Regions from separate parts of the Homo sapiens genome. Here region 1 is linked to region 2. A link is an interaction called in ENCODE POLR2A ChIA-PET data of the cell type or tissue named here. Cell type or tissue: CD4-positive, alpha-beta T cell. All regions are shown on one strand. Each heading gives the region's core, and the rest is flanking DNA. Links, peaks and the distances in the headings are about the cores only.

What was found. Peaks named below come from ENCODE experiments on the same cell type or tissue, not always from the same donor. Only the 100,000 strongest peaks of a DNase experiment are listed, where the experiment ranks them.
Region 1: POLR2A ChIA-PET joins it to region 2 with 5 read pairs; 2 of 35 experiments call an interaction of 5 or more read pairs at or near these places.

What each region holds. Positions count from the first base shown.
Region 1 is chr15:38,584,380-38,599,424 of GRCh38, forward strand. No RefSeq gene overlaps it. Among named protein-coding and RNA genes, the nearest start is that of RASGRP1, 27 kb to the left of the region's middle. RefSeq lists an enhancer at 8,941-10,140. In CD4-positive, alpha-beta T cell, for the core only: no CTCF peak of the experiment used is centred there; no DNase peak of the experiment used is centred there.
Region 2 is chr15:38,694,067-38,709,111 of GRCh38, forward strand. It overlaps LINC02694 (long intergenic non-protein coding RNA 2694), which reads left to right and starts at 2,532. Exons shown (of 2, transcript NR_160786.1): 1 at 2,532-2,673; 2 at 4,072-5,972. RefSeq lists an enhancer at 2,642-2,691. In CD4-positive, alpha-beta T cell, for the core only: CTCF peaks have their summits at 5,732 (motif pointing left) and 5,931; DNase peaks (open chromatin) are centred at 4,395 and 5,795; H3K4me3 peaks cover 1,124 bases; H3K27ac peaks cover 597 bases.

The sequences.
Region 1 (15,045 bases), core at 4,158-9,157, 110 kb before region 2:
ATACCAAAGCCTGGCAGAGACACAAAAAATAAGAATTTTAGACCAATATCCCTGATGAACATCAATGCAAAAATCCTCAATAAAATACTGGCAAACCGAATCCAGCAGCACATCAAAAAGCTTGTCCACCATGATGAAGTTGGCTTCATCCCTGGGATGCAAGGCTGGTTCAACATACGCAAATCAATAAATGTAATCCATCATATAAACAGAACCAAAGACAAAAAACACATGATTATCTCAATAGATGAAGAAAAGGCCTTCGACAAAATTCAACAGCTCTTCATGCTAAAAACTCTCAATAAACTGGATATTGATGGAATGTATCTCAAAATAATAAGAGCTATTTATGACAAACCCACAGCCAATACCATACTGAATGGGCAAAAACTGGAAGCATTCCCTTTGAAAACTGGCACAAGACAGGGATGCCATCTCTCACCACTCCTATTCAGCATAGTATTGGAAGTTCTGGCCAGGGCAATCAGGCAGGAAAAAGAAATAAAGGGTATTCAATTAGGAAAAGAAGAAGTCAAATTGTCCCTGTTTGCAGATAACATGATTGTATATTTAGAAAACCCCATCGTCTCAGCCCAAAATCTCCTTAAGCTGATAAGCAATTTCAGCAAAGTCTCAGGATACAAAATCAATGTGGAAAAATAACAAGCATTCCTATACACCAATAACAGACAAACAGAGATCCAAATCATGAGTGAACTCCCATTCACAATTGCTTCAAAGAGAATAAAATACCTAGGAATCCAACTTACAAGGGATGTGAAGGACTTCTTCAAGCAGAACTACAAACCACTGCTCAATGAGATAAAAGAGGACACAAACAAATGGAAGGACATTCCATGCTCATGGATAGGAAGAATCAATGTCGTGAAAATGGCCATACTGCCCAAGGTAATTTATAGATTCAATGGCATCCCCATCAAGCTACCAATGACTTTCTTCACAGAATTGGAAAAAACTACTTTAAAGTTCATATGGAACCAAAAAATTGCTTGCATTGCCAAGACAGTCCTAAGCTAAAAGAACAAAGCTGGAGGCATCACGCTACCTGACTTCAAACTATACTACAAGGCTACAGTAATCAAAACAGCATGGTACTGGTACCAAAACAGAGATATAGACCAAGGGAACAGAACAGAGTCCTCAGGAATAATACCACACATCTACAACCATCCGATCTTTCACAAACCTGACAAAAACAAGAAATGGGGAAAGGATTCCCTGTTTAATAAATGGTGCTGGGAAAACTGGCTAGCCATAGGTAGAAAGCTGAAACTGGATCCCTTCCTTACACCTTATACAAAAATGAATTCAAGATGGATTAAAGACTTAAATGTTAGACCTAAAACCATAAAAACCCTAGAAGAAAACCTAGGCAATACCATTCAGGACATAGGCATGGGCAAGGACTTCATGTCTAAAACACCAAAAGCAATGGCAACAAAAGCCAAAATTGACAAATGGGATCTAATTAAACTAAAGAGCTTCTGCACAGTAAAAGAAACTACCATCAGAATGAACAGGCAACCTACAGAATGGGAGAAAATTTTTACAATCTACCCATCTGACCAAGGGCTAATATCCAGAATCTACAAAGAACTTAAACAAATTTACAAGAAAAAATCGAACAACCCCATCAAAAAGTAGGCAAAGGATATGAACAGACACTTCTCAAAAGAAGATATTTATGCAACCAACAGACACATGAAAAAATGCTCCTCATCATTGGCCATCAGAGAAATGCAAATTAAAACCTCAGTGAGATATCATCTCACACCAGTTAGAATGGCGATCATTAAAAAGTCAGGAAGCAACAGGTGCTGGAGAGGATGTGGGGAAATAGGAACACTTTTACACTATTGTTTGGGACTGTAAACTGGTTCAACCATTGTGGAAGACAGTGTGGCAATTCCTCAAGGATCTAGAACTAGAAATACCATTTGACCCAGCAATCCCATTACTGGGTATATACCCAAAGGATTATAAATCATGCTGCTATAAAGACACATTCACACGTATGTTTATTGTGGCACTATTCACAATAGCAAAGACTTGGAACCAACCGAAATGTCCATCAATGATAGACTGGATGAAGGAAATGTGGCACATATACACCATGGAATACTATGCAGCCATAAGACAGGATGAGTTCATGTCCTTTGTAGGGACATGGATGAAGCTGGAAACCATCATTCTGGGCAAACTATCTCAAGGACAGAAAACAAAACTCCGCATGTTCTCACTCATAGGTGGGAATTGAACAATGAGAACACTTGGACACAGGGTGGGGAACATCACACACTGGGGCCTGTTATGGGGTGGGAGGAGGGGGGAGTGATAGCATTAGGAGATATACCTAATGTAAATGACGAGTTAATGGGTGCAGCACACCGACATGGCACATGTATACATATGAAACAAACCTGCACATTGTGCACATGTACCCTAGAACTTAAAGTATATTAAAAAAAGTAAGAATACATTTCACTTTATCCTCACAAACAAACTTTGTGATGAATTACCATTGTTATTTGTTCTTGCTTTATAGATGAGGAACTTAAGGCTTAGAAAGGTTAAGTAACTCATCCAAGAACACACCCGTGAGCTAGGTTTCAAGTCAGTGTGATGCTGGAGCTCAAGCTTATCACCACTTTGCTACACTGCCTACCCATAATATAACATAATAGATTTTGTACCCTAAACAGTTCAGCTAGCTGGTTATTACCCATTATGAGGAGCTGGGTGAGGTAAAGATGGTAAATAACCAACTCTAACTATATTGTTGATGCTCTAAGGAAGTGCTAACCTTTTAGCTGTCCTATCAACTACAAGTTACAAACCTGAGCGTCATGGGGTCAGAATTTTGGTCTAGTGACAAGCTGCTCCTTGGCCCACCTCAAGTGAGAATTGTCCTAAAGTGACTTAGCCATTGGTTGGGGAAAGAGAAGTCACTGACTTAAAACTTCTGGCCTTACCCTAAGTTTTCAGTTTCAAGTTATTTGAAAAGTGAAAGTACAAATGTTGCCAATGTGCTATTAAATATGTTGGTGGAGGCCACGTTCCCCTATGATACCAGTTCTCACGTGCCAGGTACCATACTTTGTGTGTGTGTGCGTGTTTATATATGCGAGTGTTTTGGGACGGAAGTGTGGTTCTTGCTACAATCTCTTCTCCATGATTCCTTTTCTGAGGGCTTTGGGCCTTCCCTTTAAGAAATGGGGAATTATAAAATCAAGTGATTCAATCATGATTCCTTAGGTCTTTCTAACTACAAACCCAGAAGTTTTATTTATTAATTTGTTTTTGTAACAAGACTCTTAGCTTTTTATTTTACCTTTTATTCTCATGACTGAACTATTAATGGAACTGTGCTCCAGTCTCAAAATCTACTTTCAACAGCTGTGAATATTTTTCTGCAATGCAGACATAAATTCAGACATTTGCTCAGACCTGGTTAAATTAGGGAAAATTAAGACTGATATGGTCTTTTCTCTTTTGGGGATTATTTTGCCCAGTCCCTCAAGCTCCCACCCTACACCATCCTGTCCTGGAATACTCCAGACACCCAGTGTTCTCAGTATCTTTCTACCTTGTTGTTCTACCCAGCCTGCTTGCAGCTTCTGCTACAGATCTGAGCACTGAAATGAAGGATCCCTCAATTTGCCTTGCTCTCAGCAAAGGGGAAATCATATGCTAGGAAGTTCTCTGGCTCAGTGGTGCCACTTTTCTCCCTGGTCTCCAGCCCCTTTGAAAGACTCACAAGTGACACGAACTTGTATTCGTTGCTATTCCACTAGTGTCTGAATTTTCCTTTTATTCTTCCAGAACATTGGAGTACCACTTTTCATTTTATCTTCATTTAATGTGGATGCCTGGCACCTCTGCCATCCTAAGAGTACATACGAAATCCTGTCCTTACAAACACAGGCGTATACAAAAGAAGGGGTGTATGGTAAACTATCCAAGGATGCCTGTAAAACAGACTGGGCTAGAGATGAAATACAAGGAAACGCAGGCAAGCGGGATGACTTACCTAGTTTCTAGCTCTGCTAAAGCAGGAAAGGTCCAGCTTCCTGAAAAATCGTTTAACTCTGTCCACCCTGCCCTCCACCCACCGGCCCCCCTGACTTCTTCCTTTAGTGAAGGATTCTTTTCTCTGCTAAAAGCTGTATTTTTGCCCTATTGACTTGGAGGCAGCGAGTGATGAGTTGTATGAGATGGACAACTTAATATTTTGTTTGCCGTAACTTTAGTAAAGTTTAGCAGATATCCCAAACCTAGGATAGGTTTCTGAGAATCAGGGGTGGCTTTTGAATCACAATCTCAAGGCCCAACGTTTTTGGCAGATGCAGCTCTTTCTGAACAGTAAGTCATTGTTGAGTGACATGAATAGGACGAGAGCTACAGAAAATGAAGGTTTCAAAAGATTGTCTAAAACAAAAGTCCTTTCAGTCCCTTGTATTCAGAGTTTCACCCCTCACTGAACCAAAGTTGCTCATTTTGCAGGGAGAATGCACATGAAACTGTTCTGTCTGGAATCCAGGCAGTATTGCACTTTGATTGGCAGGTCAGCCACCATCTGAAGGTACTTAGTGCTCATTACTCATCAGTCCATCCAGAAGGGTAAGAAAGAAGTAACCCTTTCCTGCCGTTTGCACTTATTCTCACCTTGTCTTTCCTGAGGAGTATGGCTGTAGTTACAGATACATATCTAACAGAAAGCAGTCATATCATTCCAACAGGGAACAGAACTCAGGGAAATGGTTGCCAGTGTACCAGATTCCTTCTTTCATTTTCTTTCTTTTTACTCCTTTTGAAAGCTGTTGAGGTCTAGTTGTTTCTTAAGGAGGTTTAACTCAGATCTCAGCACTGATCTGGAGGCCAGGCAGGGTCTTATCAACTCTGGCACTGAAGTTAACCCCGTCCTGGGTGCAGCTGGGAAGGCTTAGCTCTCTGAGACCACCGAGGAACCCAAAGACATCTAAAGATGAACTGGGTACCTGCAGGAGGCGAGGGGCCTGAGAGACCCCTGGAAACATACTAGCATGAGCCTTTATAACTGACTGTCTGGAACAACACAGTTCCAGGCTTTCAGGGCCAAGGGGTGAGAAATCCCAAATCTTCCTACATTTTTCCTGATACTTTAGTAGACAGGTGCCTAATTTTTCTTAATTCACAGAGGACTTTCCCTTCCTGTTCATTGTTCATTACTCACAAGAGTCCTCCCCAAGGCACGGAGATAAGTGCTGCAGGGTGAGTCACTAACAAATTGAGAGTTGCATCACGTCTCCAAACTCCAGCTTGGCCTTCTGACCAAAAGAGTATCTAGTTTTTCTTGAAAAGATTACATCACAGGTGGTAAAGCATTTGTCTTTGCCTTTCTTCATCCCTTTTCTGTTTCCTGGTTCCTAGCAGGTATTATGTGAAAAGTCCGACTGGCCTTCCCAGAACTGATTCACATTATACAGTTTGATTTTTGCATGATCCCTCCGTGCTGAGTTATTTTGTTTCATTAAAAAGGGCAAAAGGCCACGTACTTTTAAAAAAACATGGTTACCGGCTGGGCACGGTGGCTCACGCCTGTAATCCCAGCATTTTGGGAGGCCGAGACGGGCAGATCACCTGAGGTCATAAGTTCAAGACCAGCCTGGCTAACATGGTGAAACCCTGTTTCTACTAAAAATACAAAAAATTAGCCAGGTGTGGTGGTGCACACCTGTAATCCCAGCTACTCAGGAGGCTGAGGCAGGAGAATCTCTTGAACCCGGGAGGTGGGGGTTGCAGTGAGCCGAGATCATGCCATTGCACTCCAGCTTGTGCAACAAGAGTGAAAGTCTGTCTCAAAAAAAAAAAAAAAAAAAAAGGTTACCAACATTTTCTATATCCTGGAAGTTATCCCCACTGCAACCCTTGTTCTGTGCTGCACCTGGTCTGGTGGTTTAGGGAGGCAAATGCCAGCTTGATCCCTAAGAATTTCAGTGTTGGCCTTGGATATCTCACCTTTGTTTTTTAATCTGAGACTTGGAAATATGAACCGAAAATATACTTATATTTTTACTATGAATATAAATGTCAAATATCTTCTGAATTTAATAGCTTGTTTTGTCAAGAAAACAAAATCATAAGAATGTTGATCATAAATATAGCGGATTTCTGGAGGGGCTGGCTGATCTCAGAGGTCTACTGCCTCTCTCCTTCCATCTTCTCTGAAGCTGCCTCAGCCAGGACACCCCTAAACTAGTTCCAAAAAGGGTATGGCCTGGAAAGGGATCAGGGTCCATCTTTGCTTAATTTTGACTGAGCTCTATGCTCTTCAATTAGATAAGTGACACAGTAAAATGTCACTAATCCACACTCAGTAGTTTTAGAGATTAGTAATTCCAGAGGTATGAGATGAAGCTTCTGTTTTTTAAATATATGTATGAAGAAAGGGTTTATTAAGCCTAAGCATATGATTGTGGGAGCAAATTGTTAACCTGCTAAGAAGAAGACTACCTTTGAAGATTCACATAACTTTTAAAATGCTGGGGCTGGGTACTAATTACAGATAAGTTTAGCAAAGTAGATGGGTAGCATTCTAAAAGAATCTTCAATTAATGTATGTCCTGTGAAGTTGAGAAATAAGAATACCAATACAAAATTCTGTATCCTTAAAGATATTCTATAAGTCAGACTTTAAAAACAAACAAACAAACAAAAATACCTGGCACTGGGCTTCTTTATACCAATTGGCCCAAACTTGAGAAATTTAACTAGATATCATAAGATTGTGAGGCTTGGGGTGACTGATTGGACCACAACTTTTTGAGTGCAATCTAAGAACCATTGGGATTTAGGTGTGTTGTTCTCATGTGTGGGTCTGTTTATGAGCATGTGTTTTTATGTGTTCGTAAGTGTGTGCATGTGTGCAGGTGTATGCGCTATGATATGAAGGAAGATGTTTTTCAGACCCCCAAATTCCAGCAACCAGTTTGAAGACCACACAGAGGAAGGAGATCAGTGTGAGAATACAGCTTCTTCATCTTCCCATCCCATGACTTCCCCCTGCACTCTTCAAATAATCAATGATCTCCACACTTTGGCCCACTCCAAAACCCTAACCCTGAATTCCTCAGGGAGATGGATTTGAGGTTTCTTCTCATCTCCTTGTAAACTAAAAATAAAATTCGAAGCCCCCCAACCATCTGGATGGACCCCTCCACTCGGCCACTGGAGTTCTGAAATTAACCTGAAAAACCAGTTCCCGCTGTGATGGGAAGGGGAAGCTGGACATGTCTCATTCTACCCTCCTCCCTTTTGGAATGATGAATAGAGCAGACTTTAAGTCTGATAAGAAACATTGACGATCTATTCTCTCTGCAGTCTGCTACCTGGAGGTTTCCTCTGAATAATGGGAACCATGGTCTCCACAACCCCTTATCTTAACCTGGACATTCCCTTCTATTGATTCTAGGTATTTAGACAATAACTTAACACTTTCAACCAAATGCCAATTAGAAAATCTTTGAATCCACCTCTGACTTGGAAGTTGCCCCCCAACTTCTGGTTGTCCTGCCTTTCCGGGCCAAACCAACGTACATCTTACATGTATTGATTGACGTCTTATGTCTCCCTAAAATGTATAAAGCCAAGTTGTAGTCTGACTACACTGGACACATGTTCTCAGGATCTTCTGAGGGCTGTGTCACCGGCCATTGGTCACCCATATTTGGCTCAGAATAAATCTCTTCATATATTTTACAGAGTTTGACTCTTTTTGTCAACATCCTTATTTGGTGACCCTAAGATTAAATCTCTTTCTCTGCTGTGACCTAGTGTCTCGGCATATTGACTTGCCACATGCATCAGGCAATGAACCTTCTACTGTTACAGAAGGCAGAGAAAGTGGAAGCAGAAAGCAGAATGAAAGGTTCCGGGGTGTCTATTCCAATTCTTGGTGACAAACTGGACTTGACACCTGCTGGATAGGGGTTGATGGCCAGAAATGGATGGAACCATTTAAGAAAGACTGTGCAGCTCTGAGTATGAGCATGGCTGTTTTAAGATCAAGAAAAAATGTGGCTCACAGTTATCTGTTTTTGTCAAAACCCCAGCAGAATTCTGATGTACTAGGAATGGAAGCACTGGGGCATCCAGACGTGGCAGCGTAGCATGGATGTCTTGCTGTGGCAGTGAAGAGGTCATGCAGGAGAGAAAGAATGGGTGATGCCATAGGGCAATGGCAGACCATTATCAGCACAGTGATGTCCCTTTAGAGACTGCCAGACTGCCAGGACACAATGATGTCCCTTTAGAGACTGTTCTATGACACAGATGGAGATGTTAGAGGCAAAACAAATACACCTGCATGTGTCTGTGTTCCTGTGTTCCACTTAGCAATATATTATGAACATTTTTTCCATACAAGTACTTTTCATCTGTAATATAGGAGACCTCCCAGTTTTCCATGTTTGGGGATGTAAGATTTATTCAGGCGGGTGGATCACGAGGTCAGATTGAGACCATCCTGGCTAACCCAGTGAAGCCCCGTCTCTACTAAAAATACAAAAAAATTAGCCGGGAAAGGTGGCGGGCGCCTGTAGTCCCAGCTACTTGGGAGGCTGAGGCAGGAGAATGGCGTGAACCTGGGAGGCAGAGCTTGCAGTGAGCCAAGATCGCGCCATTGCACTCCAGCCTGGGCGATAGAGTGAGACTCCATCTCAAAAAAAAAAAAAAAAAAAAAAAAAAGATTTATTCAACTACTCCTCTTTCTTGCTGGTGCTTCCATTATTTTTTTCTCTACTGTAAAGCATTGTGTGATGAACATTCTTGAAACATTCACAAATCCATAATTATTTTCTTAGGACTAACTTACCTGAAAGTGGAATTGTTGGATCTAAAGAGGACAGGAATTATTCTGAGGCTTTTGAAGTGTAAAGGACAGTTTCCTTATATGTAAAATGAAAGGGTAAGATTAAAGTGGGTAGCTTTCAAGACTTTTTTTTCCCCTTTTTGTCAGTAGACTCTTCTAGCAGAAACTTCTGCAGAAACCCAGGAAATAAATGGATCAGAGGTGAACACACTCTGGTGGAGTGGGGCTGGGCCCGTTTTCTTCTGCCTTCCCTCCCTTTCTGCTGCCAGGGGCTCTAAGGGACATCCAGGTCTCAGAGGCACATAGTTTGCAAATCACAGGGCAAGGTGACCTTACATTCTTTTCCACCTGTGTTTGCTATCAGTCACTTTTACTGAACTGCTGGCCGTCTAGACAGGTCTGGCCACTGGGTCCTTTGGAGATCCCTATCACTGGATCCCTGCCACTGCCCCTTCCTAAGTGGTCAGTAAGTACTTGTTAATCTTAGATAGCAGCCATTTGACAACACATCAAAAGCAGGAGGGCTCCAGTGGGTAAACTTGAAACGGAAGAAACTGGACCACACCCAGTGGTGGGAGATGACCCAGGAGCCTGGACATGGCGATGAATTTCGGGAATTTTTATGACTCAGAACTTGGGGAATGTAGACATTATGTAATTAAAAAATGTAATTTAAAATATATGGGTAGTTTTGAGAATATGAAAGCTCTTCTTTTTGTAGATGAGAAAATGGAAACAAGACAAGGTAAAGGACTCACCCCAGGTCACACAGTAACTTAGTGGCATCATCAGGCATCATGACAACTACAAAACGCTCTTTTGCTTTTACAATTTTGAATATTTCCCTGCTTTCTCTAAAGAGAAAAGGATGGGGGGCGGACGAATGAGAAACTAACACTTAAAACATAAATTATGTGCCAGACAATGATCTAGATGCCTTCCTTATACTTATTTTTTTAACCCTGTTAAGATGGGAGCCTTGTGCTGTCTGGCACACAAGAACTTTGCCTCAGAAGTTCAGTCCTGGGTCCACAGGCACCCAGCAGTGATTGACAATGCTGTGATTTGGAATCCATCTCTGACTCCAAAGAACATCCTTTCCCAACTTAGTTCTGTTTTATTAACGTAGAAAGGTACCTAATGCCTAAATGTTAGAAAGCAAAGAAATCTGGGAAGTAACTTTAAGTAAATGATGCTGAACAAGAACCAAAACCTGTCAACAGACAAGTCTTTAAATAGGATAGGGACATTAGTTTGATTCAGACACATCAATGTAGGAAAAAAATATGACCCCAAACCCTGCCCAGAGCATGTCCTTGGAGGTCCTTTCTTGGCATGAAAGTTGGTGCTATAGGAAATGGTGTAAGATGTAAAGAGAAACCCTCTTCCTTCCTCAAGTCATATTCCTCAGGAAATACCATCTAGTGTCCAGTATTCTAAAGTCTTTGACTGGGAAACCCAGGACACTTTTCACAAGAATGTGAAGTTTAGGTCCACATCTCCAGAGTCATTTGGAAGATGTGGGCACCCATAGAGCAGGCCTGGGAATATAATCTTTAGGGAGCTAAGGAGATGTGAGAAATGAGGATATGTGCGTTGGTACCTTGAGTTCGAACTCTAGCACCAAACTTCATCCAATCCAAATCTGCAGAAGGAGGTTTTGACATGATTTGGGAGTGGGAGGGGGATTCTAGGCCTTGTCCACCAAGATTAAACTTCTTTTTGCAGTTCATAACACTACAGACCGAACGAACGGGCAGTAGGTATAAGGCTATTAGGATCATTAAGAGTTTACTGATGGAATTGGGCTTCCCTTGCACAAAGTTGTATGACTCATGAAGTCCATTGCAATGCAGCACAAGAGCCCATGGTTTCATGAGTGAAGCAGCCTTCACAGTCTCTCTCCTAAAACTGAATGTGGCTGGACCTCTGCAATGCTTTGTCACTTCTCTAACTAGTGGATACCAAAACTGCTTCCCTTTGCCCAGATCATATAAAAGTAGCTTTTTATTCCTGGAAACTACAAGCTGCCACACCAGTCTGGGGTACCCTTCATTGCCTCCCTACACTCACACCTGCCCCAAGCCCAGGCCCTGTCGGTGGCCTTCCTGATGTCCCCTGTGTTGTCTTTCCCTATGCTCAGTGCATTGATCTTTTCCCTCCTCTGTGATGCCATTGAGAGTGTCACTAGCTGCTCTCTCATATTGTTCTCGTTTTTCTTGTGTGTTAATCCCATTGAACCTAAAACCCATACATTTCTTGAAATTAGGGAAGGGATGAGGTGATGCATTTGACTAACATCAGTGTAGTAAATCTGACAGAATGAGTACCTGGGAATCAGACTTTGAAGTCAGATGGTCTGAGTTTGAATGTAGACTCTGCCTTGGTCAAGTTGCTTAACCCATCTGTGCTTCAGTGTCCTCATCTATAAGATGAGCATGATATGTCCCAGAGATTCTGGTATGTTGTGTCTTTGTTCTCGTTGGTTTCAAAGAACGTCTTTATTTCTGCCTTCATTTCATTATGTACCCAGTAGTCATTCAGGAGCAGGTTGTTCAGTTTCCATGTAGTTGAACGGTTTTGAGTGAGTTTCTTAATCCTGAGTTCTAGTTTGATTGCACTGTGGTCTGAGAGACAGTTTGTTATAATTTCTGTTCTTTTACATTTGCTGAGGAGAGCTTTACTTCCAACTATGTGGTCAGTTTTGGAATAAGTGCGGTGTGGTGCTGAGAAGAATGTATATTCTGTTGATTTGGGATGGAGAGTTATGCAAATGTCTATTAGGTCCACTTGGTGCAGAGCTGAGTTCAATTCCTGGCTATCCTTGTTAACTTTCTATCTCCTTGATCTGTCTAATGTTGACAGTGGGGTGTTAAAGTCTCCCATTATTATTGTGTGGGAGTCTAAGTCTCTTTGTAGGTCTCTAAGGACTTGCTTTATGAATCTGGGTGCTCCTGTATTGGGTGCATATATATTTAAGATAGTTAGCTCTTCTTGCTGAATTGATCCCTTTACCATTATGTAATGGCCTTCTTTGTCTCTTTTGATCTTTGTTGGTTTAAAATCTGTTTTATCAGAGACTAGGATTGCAACCCCTGCCTTTTTTTGTTTTCCATTTGCTTGGTAGATCTTCCTCCACCCCTTTATTTTGAGCCTATGTGTGTCTCTGCACCTGAGATGGGAAACTAGTTCAACCATTGTGGAAGTCAGTGTGGCGATTCCTCAGGGATCTAGAACTAGGAATACCATTTGACCCAGCCATCCCATTACTGGGTATATACCTAAAGGATTATAATTCATGCTGCTATAAAGACACATGCACACATGTTTATTGCGGCACTATTCACAATAGCAAAGACTTGCAACCAACCCAAATGTCCAACAATGATAGACTGGATTAAGAAAATGTGGCACATATACACCATGGAATACTATGCAGCCATAAAAAATGATGAGTTCATGTCCTTTGTAGGGACATGGATGAAGCTGGAAATCATCATTCTCAGCAAACTATCGCAAGGACAAAAAACCAAACACTGCATGTTCTCACTCATAGGTGGGAATTGAACAATGAGAACACATGGACACAGGAAGGGGAACATCACACACCGGGGCCTGTTGTTGGGTGGGGGGAGGGGGGAGGGATAGCATTAGGAGATATACCTAATGTAAATGACAAGTTAATGGGTGCAGCACTCCAGCATGGCATATGTATACATATGTAACAAACCTACACGTTGTGTACATGTACCCTAAAACTTAAAGTAAAATAAAAAAAAAATAAAAAAAAAAGATGAGCATGATAATGGTTCCTACCCCACAGAGTATTAATTAAACTAGATAACTCATCTAAAGTGCCTACCACATTATACATCCTCCAAAATGTCAGCTGCTATTATTATCCTCACAGTCAGACGCTGTGGTAGGCCATTTTCATTCATGGTCTCATCTATTCATCACAAGAGTTCGGTGGGCAGTGTAGGAGACAGCATTGGGTGCCTACACACCAGCCAGCTACTGCTCCATCCCTGTTGGCAGAGTCCTGCTCTCGTTTAGGTATTTGTCTTCTTCCCTATCCCCTGGTCGACATGGAAGGTGATTCTCTCCTCAGCCCAGGGGAAAGTACTGAATAGTCTAAGCCAATCATGTAACCTCTTACCAGTGATTGGTTCAGAGGTGGTCATGTGACATAGTATCAGCTAATGAAGTAGGAGGAGAAGCTTGGTCTGGTACCTGGTTGGGAAGCAGGGAAGGTTTCCTCACTGATACAAATGAGGCATGCAGGAAGACATCCTTCTTCCTTCCCCTGGACCTTGCGGTGTTTGGACATTTGCCTGGAATTGCCATGCTGTAAAGGAAGCCAACACAGAGGGAGAGGGGTAGAGCCTAGAGAACAGATGCAGGCCCCAATTACCTGGCATACCTGTGCTCATACTTGAGCACTTTCTGTTATGTAAAATGGGATGTCCCATGATTGTGTTAAAGCTCTTGAGTCATGCTTTTTCTGTAACTTACAGTCCCCACAAAAGCATCCTAACCAATGTAGTTAATTATTTTGCTCCCTGTGTTCCAGATGAAAAATTGAACCTCAAAGAGATTTACAGTATTTACTCCAAGAGTTAAACAGATAGCAAGTGGCCAGAAAAAGTAGAGTCTTTTTTTTTTTTTTTCTGAGGTCGGGTCTCTGTCTGTCACCCAGGCTGGAGTGCAGTGGTGCAATCATGGCTCACTGCAGGCTTGACCTCTATGCTCCCACCTCAGCCTCAAGAGTAACTGAGACTACAGGAGCACACCACCACACCTGTCTAAATTTTAAATTTTTGGTAGAGACAGGGTCTCACTGTATTGCCCAGGCTGGTCTCAAACTCCTGAGCTCAAGCAGTCTTCCCTCCTCAGCCTCCCAAAGTGCTAGGATTACAGGCATCAGCCATGGTGCCCTGCCCAAAGCAAAATCTTCTTATACATCCCCTCTGGCCTCTAGTGCCCAGGGCATCATAGAATGAATACTCGTTTAATAAATAGGCAGTGTCTCAGAAACTCATATGCTCACCAAGCTGTGTTACCCCAGGGCAGTGTAATAGCTGTGCTGCAAGGTGCGCTGAAAAATGCCATGCTTCAGCCACTTTTAATGACTTTCCAACTCCTCGATATGCGTGGTGAGTCTCATGAATTCTCTAAAAAGCAAGAAGAGTGATTATCTAAAGTGATTTTCATTGCTGGGGCACACTTCAACACACTCAGCTTCATGACAAGTAACACTTGCTCTTTATTTAAATAACAGGCTTTGGTTTGGTAGTTACCACTTCTTAATGTCATCCTCTTTTAAAAAGATGATATTTATACTAAATGCTTAAGAAATCTAGTTCTTCTTTGCCACAGCAAGTGGTGCTGAATTGATCTCAGGATTTAGTTCCAGTCCAAGAAAGTCACCAACTTGGAGGTCTGGGAGGAAAGCTTGAGGTGGGGTATATAAGAACAAGATAAAATGGGGATGGGAGGAAAGATGTTCTAGCTTTTTCTTCCCTGAGAGGCCTATGCCCTGTTTTAGTAGATGTCTTTCTGATTTTTATCAGGGGAAGAAGTATTAAAATGCACATTTAATTGTACTGACAGCTAACCAAAGGAAAAATACTTTAGAATGACATACTGCATAGTTACAGAGACACGGTTGAGTTCCCTTCCTTTCTTGCACTTGCCTCATACAGTTCTGTACCAGCCAAGCTCAGTCCTCACCAAACCTGCACCTGGGCAGAACTTCAAGGGCAGTGAACTTGACTGATAATGGCCAAGGGAGGGAGTAATGGGCCAGTGACTTAAGATTGTAACGGGGCAACTGCCCCTCAGTATTATACCCATGATTGCCCAATTAATTGTTAAACTCTCTTGCTATCTTTTCTTTTCTCCTTTTTTTGTTTTTGACAGATATTCTCTCTTGTTGCCCAAGCTGCAGTGCAATGGCATGATCTCGGCTCGCTGCAGCCTCCGCCTCCTGAGTTCAAGTGATTCTCCTGCCTCAGCCTCCTGAGCTGGATTACAGGCGCCTGCCACCATGCCTAGCTAATTTTTGTATTTTTAGTAGAGACAGGGTTTCACTATGTTGGCCAGGCTGGTCTCTAACTCCTGATCTCAGGTGATCCACTCACCTCGGCCTCCCAAAGTGCTGGGATTACAGGCAT
Region 2 (15,045 bases), core at 3,847-8,846:
GTGCCAGATACCATCTGAACCTTGAGAACACAGCAGTGAACAAGACTGGCAAGGGCCCTGCTCCCACGGAGCTCACACTTGTGTAGGGTGACAGAAGACAGTAGACAATAAGCAAACCAGACCTAAGATCATGTCAGACAATGATAAGAAAATAAGAGGGGAAAGTGGGATAGTGAACCCTTGGGGTGGGTGGGCTACCTCAGAGGGGGCATCAGGCATCAGCACCTCTGAGGGGAGACATTTGAACTGAGGCCTGAACAGTGAGAGGGGCTCAGCCACAAAGAAGCTGAAGGAGGAATGTTTCAGACAGAGGCAACAGTGGGTAAGGCCTCCAAGGTAGAAACAAACTTGGGGTGTTGGAAGAACAGTGAGAAGGCTGGTGGGCTGGAGTAGAGTAGGGTCCAAGTTCATTTTAAGAGCACACATGGAACTTAGGCCAATTCCAGGACATGACTGGACACTTATGTTAATGGTTCCTAAAAGATAGTGTAACAGTTGGGAAGTTACCAGATGTTCTATACTGGGAGCCTTGTCTTCCCAGAACTCATGAGAGTCTCCCAGTGACAGCATTGCCTGCTTGCCTGAAAGGATCTCACCTTCAACTTTAAGGACAGGGACATCCAGTTTAATGTCACTCTGGTCTGATTCATTGTGATTCCATTATTTAAAAAACATGAATCTTTATTTCCATGACATCCGTAGAAGTTTTTCCCTACATTCCAAGAGCTGTCTTCCACTCTCAATCAATAAGAGCTAACAGAACTACGTGTTCTCTGCATTCCTGGGCAGTGCATGATACTACAAACACTCTCAACCAATGAGCTCTCTCCTCAGTTGAGGATGTTCTGCAACGTGGGACTTTATTTTTGCTATTGATTTTGTGTACTCGAAATTATTAGCCTAAGTCCCCAGTAAAGAGATTGGGTCTATGACCTGGGCTAGTCTCAATGAAAAGGAAGAGGGAATTCACCCGTTTCCCAAAACTTGGGTGGTTGAGATGATGTAGGCAGTTTTGAGGTAGAGCAGAATTGGGGGGCGGGTGCGGGGAGTCAAGGATTCTTCCATTCCAGGTTGGGAATCTGCAATCCCTTTGATGTAATAGCATGCCAGATGTTTGAACTATGAAATTGTTTCTGGGGTTCAGACTGTAGAACCCACTGAGGCAGAAATGTGGGAACTTGGTAGGAAAACATAAAGATGACAGCATGTTGGATACTTCAAGAAGGTACAAGGTCCTTTCCACGGAAGTTTTGCTAAAAGTGGATCAGGAACAAGAGGTGAATTATGTAACTTTGCTTCAGAAGCCACATCTACCTGTAATCAGCCATCAGAGGCTGAGGAAGGTCAGATTATCTTGTGTCTTCCTTATCATCGCCATCACTATCAGCAGCAGCAGCAGCAGCAGCAGCAGCAGCAGCAGAGTTCTCTGTCACACTCTATTACTAAAGCTAAAGATTGCATGTGATTATAGATATTTATTATTCTGGTCATTGTCATGGTGATCTTTGCGGAAAGATATTAGAGGAAAACTCCCTCCTAGTCATATCTGGAGGCCAATGTCCTTAAACAGAAAACTGGGGTCATACCCTGTAAAACCTATCAGACCAAGTAATCCAGAGCTGGGATGGGGGCAGGATCTCTTTAGAGTAAGACTTGCCTTCCAAGCCACATAACTGTCATCTGGAGCTTGTCACTGCTGACAATTTTCCTCCTTGCTGCCAGCTTGCTCTGTATCACGCAGGGCTATCATCAGTAACTTAGCCCTAAGAGGGGTACAGGAAAGATTAAAAAAAGGAATGCTATATTTGTGGGGGAATCATTCTCTAAAAGTCTCCCTTGCCAGCAAATTTTAAGTGGTAGGAGCAGTGGTTGTCACCACAGCTGGCACTTTGGGTTTTGTGGTGTGAAGCAAAGGCTTTTTAACTGAGAGAGGACTGGTGCCCATTCCTGGTGGCAGCTCCTGCCACTGGAAGCCTGGTTGGCCAGAATGTGATGCTGTGATGGGGACTGCATCTGGATCCCAGCTGTCAGGACCTGGCTTCCAGATCTGAATTCTAGAGCAGAGGGAGGGAAGGCAGAACACCTACCAGCACACTAATGTTTCAAGTTTGGCCTAGAGCAAAGAGCCTGAGTTGCTGTTGGCCAAACGTTGGCCTGTGTTTGTCAGACTGGGCTGAAGACTTCCTCCCTGGTCTATCCTTCACCTCTTATGCCACAGTTTTGGGAAACACTGTGCTCAGCAAGCTGAACTGCTTCTTGGGTGTGCGACTAGGGTGCCAGCCAGGCCAGGGACGTCCAGGACTGGAAGAAATGCAGGGGCAGGACCACAGCACAGGCTGATCAGGAGGCTGCCCCACCAGGAGCTCTGCTGAAGGCTGCATCCTCTCTGCTGAGAGTCAACCACTGTGCTGACTCACCATCCTTGTGGTTGAGAACCCATCAGCAAATTGGTGGCTCTGATGAGCCCTGGAGCTGCAAAATATAGGCCGGGGTACCTCAGCCGGAAGGGACTTCAGTTAGTGACAGGTTTTCTGTTCTGATATGGAGCTACAAGGGGCCCAAGAGGACCTGGGCATTTCCCTCTCTAGTCCCCGGAGGAACCATGAAACCAGGCCAGGAAGCAAGGCTAAGGGCAGGAGCAGCATCTGTCTCCAGGCGTCTGTTTGGATGGCTGTAAGTCCCACCTTGCTCTGTTTTTTTCTGCTATGGCTGAACCTGGATCTAGCAGGGTTCTCAGTTTCTGCTATGGCTGAACCTGGATCTCAGTCCCCTGGTGAGCTTAGCTCCTGCCTCCCAGAGAACTGGAATGACCTTATTCAGACACCTCCAGCCTGTATAAGTCAGGGGCAAGGACTGGGGAGTCAAGAGGGTTAAGGGAGTGAGAGGTGAGAGTTACAATCTACATTGTATTTTATGTCAACAGCATCCCCTGGAGTACTGCAAAGCTCTAAGTCAGATATCCCAGTGGGGGGCATCACCCATCCTAGACTTTCTCCCCTGCCCCATGCCCCTTATACCAACATCAATTCAGCACATAGCACTGTACTTGGCCATTAAGATAGTAAATAAATGCCTGGTGAATAGTTTGATAGACAGAAAGATGCCCACTCCCCCAACCCAAAGATGTTTACATTCTCATTCCTAGAAACTGTAAATATGTTATCTTAATAGCAAACAGGATTTTGCAAGTGTGGTTAACATTAAGGATCTTGAGATAAAGAGATTATCCTGGATTATCCGAATGGGCCTAATCTAATCCTAAAAAGCAGACAGGCTTCCCTGGGTGCAGTCAGAGACAGAAATGCAGCTAGGGGAATTGGAGTCAAAGAGAGGGCCATGAGAGAAGGATTCCATGCCCTGTGGCTGGTTCTGAGAGGTAGGGACTCTATGTAAGGACAGAGCAAATGTCTTCTAGGAGTTCAGGGTGGCCCCAGTTAGCAACCAGCAAGGACCTCAGTCTTACAGTCCCACGGAACTGTCAAGACCAGAATGAGCAAAGATAGTGATGCACCCCCAGAGCTGCCACCAAGGAACGCTGTCCTGCCGAGACGTTGATTTTAGTCCTATGAGACCCATAGGACTTCTGGCCCATAGAACTAAATGATAGTGTGTGTTTTAAGCTGCTAAAGTTTTGGTAATTTATTATAGTAGCAACCGATAATAGAAATGGCTATAAAATGGAATGTATTTTGTAACTGAACATAATTTTCTTGCCTCTGGTGTCCCTAATTTCCTTGGTGGCTGGCAGTCATAGAGAAGTCCTTTTCCATGGTTAGCTGTGTGCCAGTGACGGGGAGGGCATCCTTACTCTGGTCTCAAGTGCTTCTTGGCACCCCTGGGTTTACTTTTTTGCTGATGTCCCCTGGCATAGGTGTTGCTAGAAGCTGGCGTTTTTAGGAAGCACGTAGAACTCTCTGCTCCTTCATAGTCAGTCAGTGGCTCCATCCCAGGCAGGTGCTCCAGACCCATCCCATTCATTAGTCATCTATTCTGTACAAGAAACTTGATGAATTTTATTTCATTTAATTCTAACAACTATATGAATTAGGTAATGTTATCCCCATTTTACAGGGAGGAAAGCTGAGGCTCAGAGCAAGTGAACATCTAACCCAGGGCCACCAACAAGAGCTCAGGGATTGGAATCTGGGAGAAGATGCTTCCCTTCTCTTCTCCAAGAGTCCTTTTGGGGCTGGCAAGTTGATACAAGCTCCAGCTCATGTCTTCAGACAATGCTGGGTCCAAGGAAATGCATGGATCTCCTGCATTACAAAGTTTGACTCCAAGAGAAGCCCAGAAGTGGCTTCCAGCCCCTCCTACCTAACTGTGCCCCGCCGTTCACCACTTCCTGTCTTCCTGCGACCCAGTGACAGATGTGTCTGTGGGGGCTGCTACTTGGGAAAGTCCACCAGGAGGAGAGCATGCCAATCTCTCCTCTCAGATCCTCTGGGGGTTACTTTCCCCACCCAAACTAGGCCTTGATGTCAAGGCCTAGTTACAGGGATGTCAAACTAGGAGGTTGATGTCGGTGTGGTGTGTAAGATGTTGGGGAGAAGCTGCAGGTGCCTTCTTACCAGCTCTTCCTGAAAACTTGTCTCTCCCTCTCCTTGTTAGTCTGTTTTATAACTCACACTCCAGCCGGGGGGAAGTAAAGGAGCTTATCCCGTTCACAGATCCTGTAACCCATGGTGGTTATTACCTCATAGCTGGTGCAGTGTTCTTTGAGCCTAGCAGTTTGGTTTAGACTCAAGTGTCTATTCTTTGCAGTCTTTCTGGGGTTGGTAGCAGAGAAAGAGAAGAGAACAGGTAATTCGATCACTCAGGTTATTCGTGTGTAAAAGTTGAAGCCCTACCACAAACGTATGAGTGGATGTTATAGTGTAATAACCTGGACATTGCCAAGACAGCTTCCTCAGGGCTTTTGTTTCCTCAAGCCTACCTGAAGGCTCTCTTCTCAGTCACGGGGGATGGAATTGTTTCATCCCTGGCTTGCTCTGGGCCTCAGTTTCCCTATTCCAGGATAGTTTCCCTATTCCCTATTCTGCATCATAAAAAAAAAAATACACTCCTGATAGAAGTCGGTTGATGCTTTTGGCCTGCAGCCTCCTTAAGGTTAATAGTCCACATAATTTCCTCAGGGGCCCTGGCTGGCCTGTTGTGGGTGTACCCATGAAGTATCTTGATTTGCTATGATAGGAGCCACCTTGGCTTCCTGTGGAGATAAGCCCTGCCCCTCGTTCCCACTTTAAGCTTGAAAAGTCCCTTATCCAACTTTGGAATGGGAACTAGAAAGACTAAGCAGTGTCTCTCAGGGGTTCCTTCTGGGGTCACTCAGAAGAGGAGAACCAAGCAGTCTTGGCGGAGAGACACCTGAAGTTGGTCACTCGGCACATTACCAGGGGCTCAGCAATGACCAGCCTGCAACCATCCTGCCTTTCCCCAGGGGTCTGGGCTCCAGCCATGGAGGGTGGACTGGAGACTCCTTTGCCTTTCAACACTGTCTGGCCTGTCTCGGGTCCGGCACGTCTTTTCTCTACTGATTTTGTGGCTGTGGTTAACTTAGCTAACCTTTCAGTGAAATAATGTCTAGTGGCATTCCTTTACATTTTCCATGTGCTGTTTTTTCCATAACTCCATTTTCTTCAGGGCTGAGTTTGGGTCTTCATTTTTCCACCCACAGGCCTAGTTAAGCTTGGTCTTGTGCTCCAACTTACCTGCCCCAGACTTCTTGGATGGACATTGTCAATCTGGTCATATTGAGAGTGAAACTGCCACCTAGTGGTCACTGGAGGTGTGCCTGCCTTTTCATGAGCTCTCTTGCTGCTGGTTACCGGAAACATCAGTTGATGGTTTTCTTCTAAGCTAACTCAGAAGCTGTGATGTGAATCAGACCAAACAATTTATCTGCTTCAAATCCATATTGTAAAGAGGTTTAATATAAAGACATATTTTCAAATCAAAATAAATAATGAAGCAAAAATCAGATAGACATGTACTCCTTTGCCAAACTGGAACACAATTTTTCTTTCTTTGACTAAATTTCAATTCAAATGAAGTCCTACAAAGACAAAACAAATCAACTAACAAACAGCCCAACAAAAACACCTAAACCAAACAGCCCAGCAAAAAGCGGAATGGTCATTTTCATTTATCCAACACAAATCTACTTAGTGCTGGGCTGGTTCTGGTAGGCAACCAAGTGTTTAGTGGATACCCGAGCAGCTCATTCTAATACAACATGGCAACTTAAAATCAGGTGAAGAAATGCAGTGGGAGAAAACAAAGAGGAATTGGTAACTCTGCAGAGCAGTGACATTTGAATAGACTTGTCAAGGAAGACTAGATTTAGTCAGGCAGGAGGGAGAGAGGGCAGGGAGGGAATTCTACCTGACTAAGGAAGAGCATGTGCAAGGCCTAGGGGAATGGAAGAGAAGAATGAGTTCAGGTGTCTGGAAGAGGTTGTCTTAGTAGGTTTCCTGTTGCTGTAACAGAATACTACAGAGTGGGTAATTTATAATGAAGAGAAATTTATTTAGTGTATGGTTTTGGAGGCTGGGAAGTCCAAGAGCATGGTGCTGTCCTCCAGGAAGGGTCATTCCATGGCAGGGAGGCAGAAGGGCAAGAGAGGGAGTGTGAGAAAGAGAGACAGAGACAGAGAGGGAGGGAGGGAGGAAAAGGGGGCCAGACTCCCAAGATCGCTCACTCACTTCTGTGATGACAGCATGAGTCTATTCACAAAGGCAGAGCCCTCAGGACCTCATCACCTCTTACAGGCCCCATCTCCCAAAACTGTAACAACGGCAATTAAATTTCAACAACAGTTTTGGTGAGGACATTTGAACCATAGCAGGTGAGTAGTGTGGCTGAAAAAATATCATTAAGTCTAAAGCCTTGTAATGCATTAATTAACCACCTATTTTATATATTTATTGGCTACCTGTCTTATTCAAAGTAGATATACAAAGGTATGAGACATGGAGAAAAATTTAAGATGACATGGAGGTATATTGAAAAGATGTCAGTTCTTCCCAAATTAGTCTACAAATTCAAAACTAGCACAGTAAAGATCCCAGCAGGTTTTTTCTTTTGTGGAAATTGAGAAGCTATTTCTAAAATTTATTTAGAAATGTGGAGCCAAAAATAGCCAGACTATCTTAAAAAAGAACAAAACTGGAAGACTGATACTACTACATACCAAGAACTTTAATAAAGCTAAACGAATTGTTGGGAAACTGGCAACAATTAAAACTGAATGTACACACACCCTCGGACCCAGCAATTCCATTCCTATGTACATGTCCAACAAAAATGCATATATATTTAATAGAGATTTATACTAGATTGTTCAACACAATGGTATTCATAGCCGTAAATGGTGACTATCCGAATGCCTTTCAACCCGGTGGTGTCTTTGTACAACAGGATTCTGTATAGCAATGAAAATGAATGATTTACAATTACACACAACACTCTGGATGTATTTCACAAATATTACATTAAGAAAAAGATGCCAGACTCAAGAGAATACACATTGTCCAATTCCACTTATATAAAACAAAAAAAGGGCCCCAAACAAGGTCTTGCTCTGTCACCCAGGGTGGAGTACAGTGGCATAATCACAGCTCACTGCAGCCTCAAATTCCCAGGCTGAAGGATCTTCCTACCTCAGCCTTCTGAGTAGCTGGGACTATAGGAGCATGCTATCACACCCACCTAATATTTAAAAAAAAACTTTTTGTACAGATGGGATCTCCCTGTATAGCCCAGGCTGGTCTCAAACTCCTGCACTCAAGTGATCCTCCTGCCTCAGCCTCCCAAAGTGCTGGGATTACAGGCATCAGTCACTGCGCCCAGTGTAAAAAATGGCCAAAATTAATTGTGGTAGATTGATTGTACTAGCAGCTCTAACTCTTCATCTCTTAAAATCCATGCCCTTTGCCATATGACTGCAGCTCCTTTCACTGAAGATGTGGAGTGTATTTCCCCAGCAGGGTCAGGACTATGGTGAGGCAATGAAGGCAACTGCCCCAGCCTTAAAATTAAGGAGGCACCAAAATCCTCAGTAATCAAGAAAAATAATATTGAATGCAATGTTTTTGAAAAATCAAAATTAATGCAAGAAAATCCATTGTGAACAAAATTTCGATAAAGACAGGAGCTGACCCTGCACTTGCATAACTCAATTTACTAGCCTCACTCTACTAGCCTCACTCTAATCCTGGCTCTGTCAGATCCTATCTTGAATAAAGAGGATGCCTGCATATTTCTGTTTGTTCTCTTATTCTCTGCTATCACCATGGCCATGCCTGGCTAGCCTGCTGGAGGCGAGCTGTCCCCCAACCCCCAAGGTGCAAGAGAAAGTCTGTGGGGGATCAGTCACAGTGGTGGGAAAAATTATAGGGAAAGGATGCAAACCTTCTGAAAGGTTGGAAGCTCCTGCAGAGCCCCAGGAGAGAATAGCTGAAAGCAGCTGTTCTATAACCCTGAGGCAGAGGGCAAGGAGTAAGTACAAAGGAGTGTAGGGGAATTTATCTTAAACAGGCTTGTTTACTTATGTTGACCAGGAACTGACCTTTGATCATCCACACACCTGACTTTCTCTGGAAGGAGAACAATAAATGTTAATTACCTACAGGTTGTGTTGGCTCCAGGTTTTTGGCATTGTGCCTGAGCTGAATAAAAGCAAGCAGCTCCAGCTTCTCCAGGCTGCTGTCTGGCCGTTAGAGCCAGCCAGTCACCTAGCTGCTTTTATACTGCATACCTGTGTCTGAGTACTCATTTCATCCATTGGCCAAGGCCTGTGGGACAGACCTGGCAAGAGCCCAGCCAAGATGAACCAACTTGCCTACACAACCACCCCCGTGAGTGAATGATAAAATATTGAAGTTTTGTGATTGTTTGTTCTGCAGCAAGAGCCAACCGATGCACTGAACTATGTAGTTAAGGGTCAGGATAGAGGTTGCTTTTGGGAGATGAGGCATGAAGTGGGTTCTGAGGTGCTGCTGAGTTCTGTTTCTTAACCTGGGTGCTAATTACACAGTTGTATTCAGTTTGTGAAAATTGACTTGTATGTTTATGACCTGTACAACTTTCTATATTTTTATATTTGAAAACATTTTAAAGGGTAGGTGACAAGGCTCTTACTATTTTTTTCAAGGACAACTTACTGGGATAAGATGTATAAAATAAAAGTTACAAGCACCAGAGACTGAAATCAAAATCCAGAATAAATTGAACTTGAACTAATATTCAGAAAAATCTATGAAAATACCTATTTTGGACTCTATCCACAATTATTTATGTGAAACCACTTAGAATTACTTAGACCATTATTTTTAAATTCTGTTAGGCATGACACAATCACAACATAAGAATATTCTCTGAACCAGTATTTCATTCGGTTTGGGTTTTTGCTGAATTCATCTTTACATGTGGCTTTGCATGGCCTCATTTCAATAAAAATGAGACCAATGTAAATTATTATGATGGCTATTTTTCGACCATATAATACTGCTAATGTCAGTAGGCTTTTCTTTTCTTTTTTTTTAATGGAGTCTCCCTCTGTCGCCCAGGCTGGAGTGCAATGGCAAGATCTCAGCTTACTGCAACCTCTGCCTCCCAGGTTCAAGCCATTCTCCTGCCTCAGCCTCCCGAGTAGCTGGGATTACAGGCGCCACCACCACGCCTGGCTAATTTTTGTATTTTTAGTAGAGACAGGATTTCACCATGTTGGCCAGGCTGGTTTTGAACTCCTGACCTCAGGTGATCCACCCGCCTTGGCCTCCCAAAGTGCTAGAATTACAGGCGTGAGCCACTTTGCCTGGCTGGCTTGGCTTTTCTATGCACAGAGATTAGATATAACTATCATTCAGCATCAATCCAGGAGCAACTTTATCCATCCATCCAGTCTGATTCAATCATTATCTCATACCTGATGGGAAGAAGCTGGCATCTAATCAGAACTGTGATTTCCTTGCTGTGGATTCCTTTTTCTAGCTGGCTAGAATTGACTCTGAAGTGGGTGGGAAGAGCCTGTTATCAATTTGATGTCAAAGAGAAAGTCGTTCTGTTTTAAGAATTGAGATAAAAAGGGGAAAATACATAGCTAAATAATGGCATTTGTGATGTCTTCCTCCATATCCCAAAAGAATAACTTCTAGTTGCTTTTCAGAAAGACAGGCAAACCTGTACGAGTTCTCTGGGGGAAAAAAAGAGTTCTATCTAGTACCAGATTTGTTCCCTGCCCAGGTGTTTCCTATGCACCTGGGCCTGGCAGTGCCATGCCCCACTTTCCACAGCAGATGAGGGCCAGGAATGGTGCCAAGGTCTTTAATTACAGGAACTCATCTAATCTTTGTAACCCCTCTATGGGGAGGCACTGTCATCCTCTTTTTACAAATGAGGACCCTGAAGTGCAGAGATGTTGAATCACTTGCCTAAAGTCGCACAGCGAGAACCTAGCAGAGCTCGTATTGAGCCTGGCTGTCCGGCTCGGGGTGTGTGCTCTTATCACCAAAACTTGCTCTCAATTCATACCACGAGTTGTCAATTCCAAAGGAGCTGTGAGAAATCCTCTTTTAGAAGGAAAAAATTATTTTACAAGCAGAGCTACCTCTCCCTAATTTATAGCTGACATAAATCAAATTTTTAGATCCATCAGGCTTGTTGTCGGATAGGGCATTCCTAAGTATGAACTTATAATGAGATTATTTTGAAATGAATGACTTAAAATTATCTTTTAATGTAAGTACCTGAAACGTCTATTTATACTGTCCTGTTTTGACTGCATCACACAGGAAGTTTGTGTGGTGTGTTTGACTCACTGTTAATTTCATAAGTCCGTGTCTCAGTTACAGGTAAAGGCCCTTTGGAATCGAATCAGCTTACCTGCTTTTTTTTTTTTTTTTTTTTTTTTTTTTTTTTTTTAAGCTGTGGTACCCAGCATGAATGATAATTAGTAGGTGCTCAGAGTAGGTGCTTAATGATTGATTAACGGGACTGAAGTAAAATGCTTCCAGTTTAGCAGAGATTCTGGAGTAAAAGGAATACAGTGAAAATGATTTGTTAAATTGACTGGCAGTACATATGTAAATTACAATGAAAACATTCTTATTGACAGGCAAACAAAACATTGTATATTTGGTTCTAAAAATTCTCGTAATGAAAATTCTTTATCTGTTATGCCCCCTTCTGTATTCCGTCAGTGTAGTGGTGGTCCTCCTGCTCTCGTCCTTCCTACCAGCATGAGTAAAAGTCACAAAGTTTGAATAGATCACCTATCAGATGAGCTGCTTGGACTGTCAGGGCATTTTAGCTTTCAGGAGGCCATGGTTTCCATTTTCTATCTTAGAATCGGTTTCTTTCCTTCTGGGACCCTCACAGAACTGCCACCGATGCACATCCCTGCCTTTTGTTGTAGTCAGAAGGTGAAGTGGTGAAGATTTCAGGCAGATGGTGGGAAATCTAGAGGCTATCGTGCATCCTGTAATCCCTGACCAGGTGAGAAGGTATTTCTGGGAAGACCGACCCGGCTCACAGTCCTCCCTCAGTCACGGCTGAGGAATCACAGCTGAAAGGATTCTTGAAGGCACTGGTGACAACAGCTGCTCTCTAGCTCTGTATAATCTGTCATTAGGGACCGTAGTTTTTGTTATTTAAAACAAAGTGCTTGTTTTAATCCAAGTAGCAACACATTCTTGCTCCTTAACCAAACAGGTCGGCAACTTCTTTCAAGAATTCAGCTAACGTTTATGAGCTTCCATTGTGGACAAAATCCAATTCTAGGTGTTTCAGGGCTTGGGAGGTTGAGGGTGCAGACTTGTTCCCCAGTGCATGGGGGGCACTGGGAGTTGGGATAGCATCAGTCAGCTTTAACATGTCATATGTGGACTCTGATGAGGGATGTGAGAGCGAGAAAAAGACAAAGGGTGGGGACAGACTAATTTCGACTAAGGGACTATACAGGGATCCTTTTCCTGGAAATGAGATTAATGAGTCACCCTGAAGAAAACATGCTTTCAAGTCCCGTCTTAGCTTTGGCATTATTAATTCACATCCAGATTTGCTGCAAATGCATCTAATTAAGCTTCCAGCCTCCAGTCTTTCTCCACTAGAAACTTGCTAGCCCACTGCCACAATTTACATTCCCAAGTCATCCAGAGAGTTCTTGAGCCTGCAAGGGGTTCCTCCTTTGTGTAACGGTATGCACCCCATTCCCCATTATCCAAGACAAATTTCTTCCTGGGTTCAGAGTTTAGTTAACATTAAAATGATCCTGACTTTCATAGTTCATATAGAAAGGTTTTGGAAAGAAAGCAATCATGGATTATACGGCAATCTTTGTATTCTAGAGGGTGGGTTTCAGCATACCGCCTGCCCCAAGGTTACAAAAATTTGAGGATGTACAAGTCCCTAATAGAAAATGACATATTTTCATCTAGCTACACAATCCTCCCATATATTTTAAATTATCTCTAGATTACTTATAATACCTAATACAATGTAAATACTATGTGAACAGTTAACACTATATTGATTTTTTAATTTTAATATTGTATTGTTGTTCCTAATCATTTTTTTTGGAATATTTTTGATCTGCTGTTGGCTGAATCCTCAGATGTGAAACCCATGGATATGGAGGACTGACTATGTAAATTGGGCTATTTCTTCATTTGGCAATGATGTACCCAAAAGAGAACATTTTAACTGTAAACAAACTTTTGTAGTAAAAAATGCTTACCTTTGATGACCTGGAACTGAAGCCACACCTCTTGTAAGCAGTGAGAGACTGGCAAGGATTTGATTGTTTTCCTCTTTCAATAAGGTACAGCTGTGATCTTCCAGTGGCTTCCAATTGAGCCCACAGACTGATTGCAATTAGAATCACCTGGGGGAGAATTCCGACCCTGAAGTTTTTTGGTTTCCAGCCGTAGAGATTCTGTGGCAGAACTAGAAGAGCCTGGAAATCTATTTTCAAAAAGCTCCCCAAGGGATTCTGCATGAACCAACTTTGGAAACAATTGTTGCAGGGACTATATGATTGACAGGTAAAGATCTCGTCATTAGTGATACTGGATTAAGCTCTTACATGACCTCAGTTTCAAGGCTGTGCTCACTCAAGTTACTCACTGCTCATGTAGGGAGAAAAAGGATAGCTTGATGGGCAGAACCGAGTAGTGATCCCAAAGTCGATTGGGAACACTTGGTTGGTTCTACATGGGAGAAAATTTTCTGTGCTTATGACACATTATTGTTAAGGTGAGATTTGGGGAATTGGCATAAATCCTTTTTGCATATCTAGTACAACTTCCTGCAAGCAACAACTTATTGATTGCCTAGCTGTCCCCATTTATTGTTACCCAAAATACGTAATATTAAGTGATATTAGAAAAAAACCTTCTTGGTTGCCATTTTTCTACCTCCCTCATTTCACTTTTCCACGTTCCCTTTTTGTTTTTTAAAATATTTTTTCAACTTTTTAGATACAGGAGTCACATGTGCAGATTTGTTGCATGAGTATATTGCACCCAGGTTGTGACTAGAGTCCCTAGTAGGTAGTTTTTCAGCCCACGTCTCTCCCTCCCTCTCTGGTAATCCACAGTCTTTATTGTTCTAATGTTTATGTCCATCTTTTTTTTATAGTCTATAACCATAATTTATACTTTTATTTTAGTATTCAAGAAGTATTTTTGCATTTTTACAAAGGATTTTTTCAATTTCCCTTTGAAATCTGCATGTTCTTGCTAGCTTTTAGTGTACCTGGGTTTACGCCGCACTGGTGGAATCTAATACTTGGTACAAATCAACATCCTGGGGGTTGCTAGGAAGGCCACATGCACACTTTTAGGTATAGTTGATTGACACCAGCGATGGCTTGGTGTACTTTAATGGCCTGAAAGTCACTCTCAGCAAGTGCTCAGCTTTTGACGCTCAGTGTAACACCCAAGAATGACCAGGAGATGGTGTTGTGGATCAACTTTTCTCCCACATTGAGCCGTGCAGGTGGTTTTCAGAGAACCCAAGATGATGAGATACAGGCTAATAAACTCACATTTGCAAACTAAGTAAAATATTTGAAATAAAAAATTTAACTTTAGGGATAAAGGTTGATGAACTGACTTTGCACATTGCTCTAAAGCCATCAGATCTGAACTTGACACAGAGCTTGACCTTGGAGGAGGTGTAGTTTGTTGAATATTTACTGGCAACTTTCTGCTCTTAGTAAAGAGGTCAGAGAAAGCCCTTGAGGAAGATTGGAGAGCAGTCTGAGGCTTCCTGCCACCCTAAGAGCAGCACAGAGAAGTGATTACAATATAAATGGAATTCTAAGAAATGCATATATTTTATACCGTCCTTGGCTTAATCATGAAAATGTTAGGCAAAAGTTGCTATCTACAAAATTAGCATAAGGAGAATATCTGATGCCGAGGGTCACAGGATTTTGCCCAAGTCTTTTGTGATGGCTAAGCAGTTGGCTCCCTTTCCTAGGCATTCGGAGATAATGCTAACAGACTGTTGGGTTTTCCTCTTGTGTATTTATAACCTCTTGTGTTTGTAGTTAGAATGTGGCCTGCTGGAATGGATTTTCTTTCCTATTTGCATGTAAATAACACCACCATGACCCTGTAAATTTCCCACAAGCAGTTTTAGAAATACAGTGGTGTTATCCCAGAGGTGGGGGCCCCTGCATCATTCCTAAGAGTGTCTAAGTCAATTAACCCAGTTGGTTTGATTATGGGCCTAAGACATCCAAGGTCACAGTAACCATCTGTGGCAAGATCAGTAAAGTTAGAAGAGAGAAAGCCTATGTACTCCAGGCACCAAGAGGAATGTGCCGTAACACAGGCAAAGTATGTTACTGGTAACATGGAAAGTTATTGGTAACGTGGAAAAATTGCGTGGCTCAGCAGTATCCCTCAGTGTTTAACAGAGAAGGCACTTAATGATGTCATCCTCAACGGCAGAGCCATTTATGTTTATAGAGACCTTCCTAAGAATAAAGTTGTGTGAACTCATGGTTCCTGGCTCAGTTTTATTTATGTGACTCTT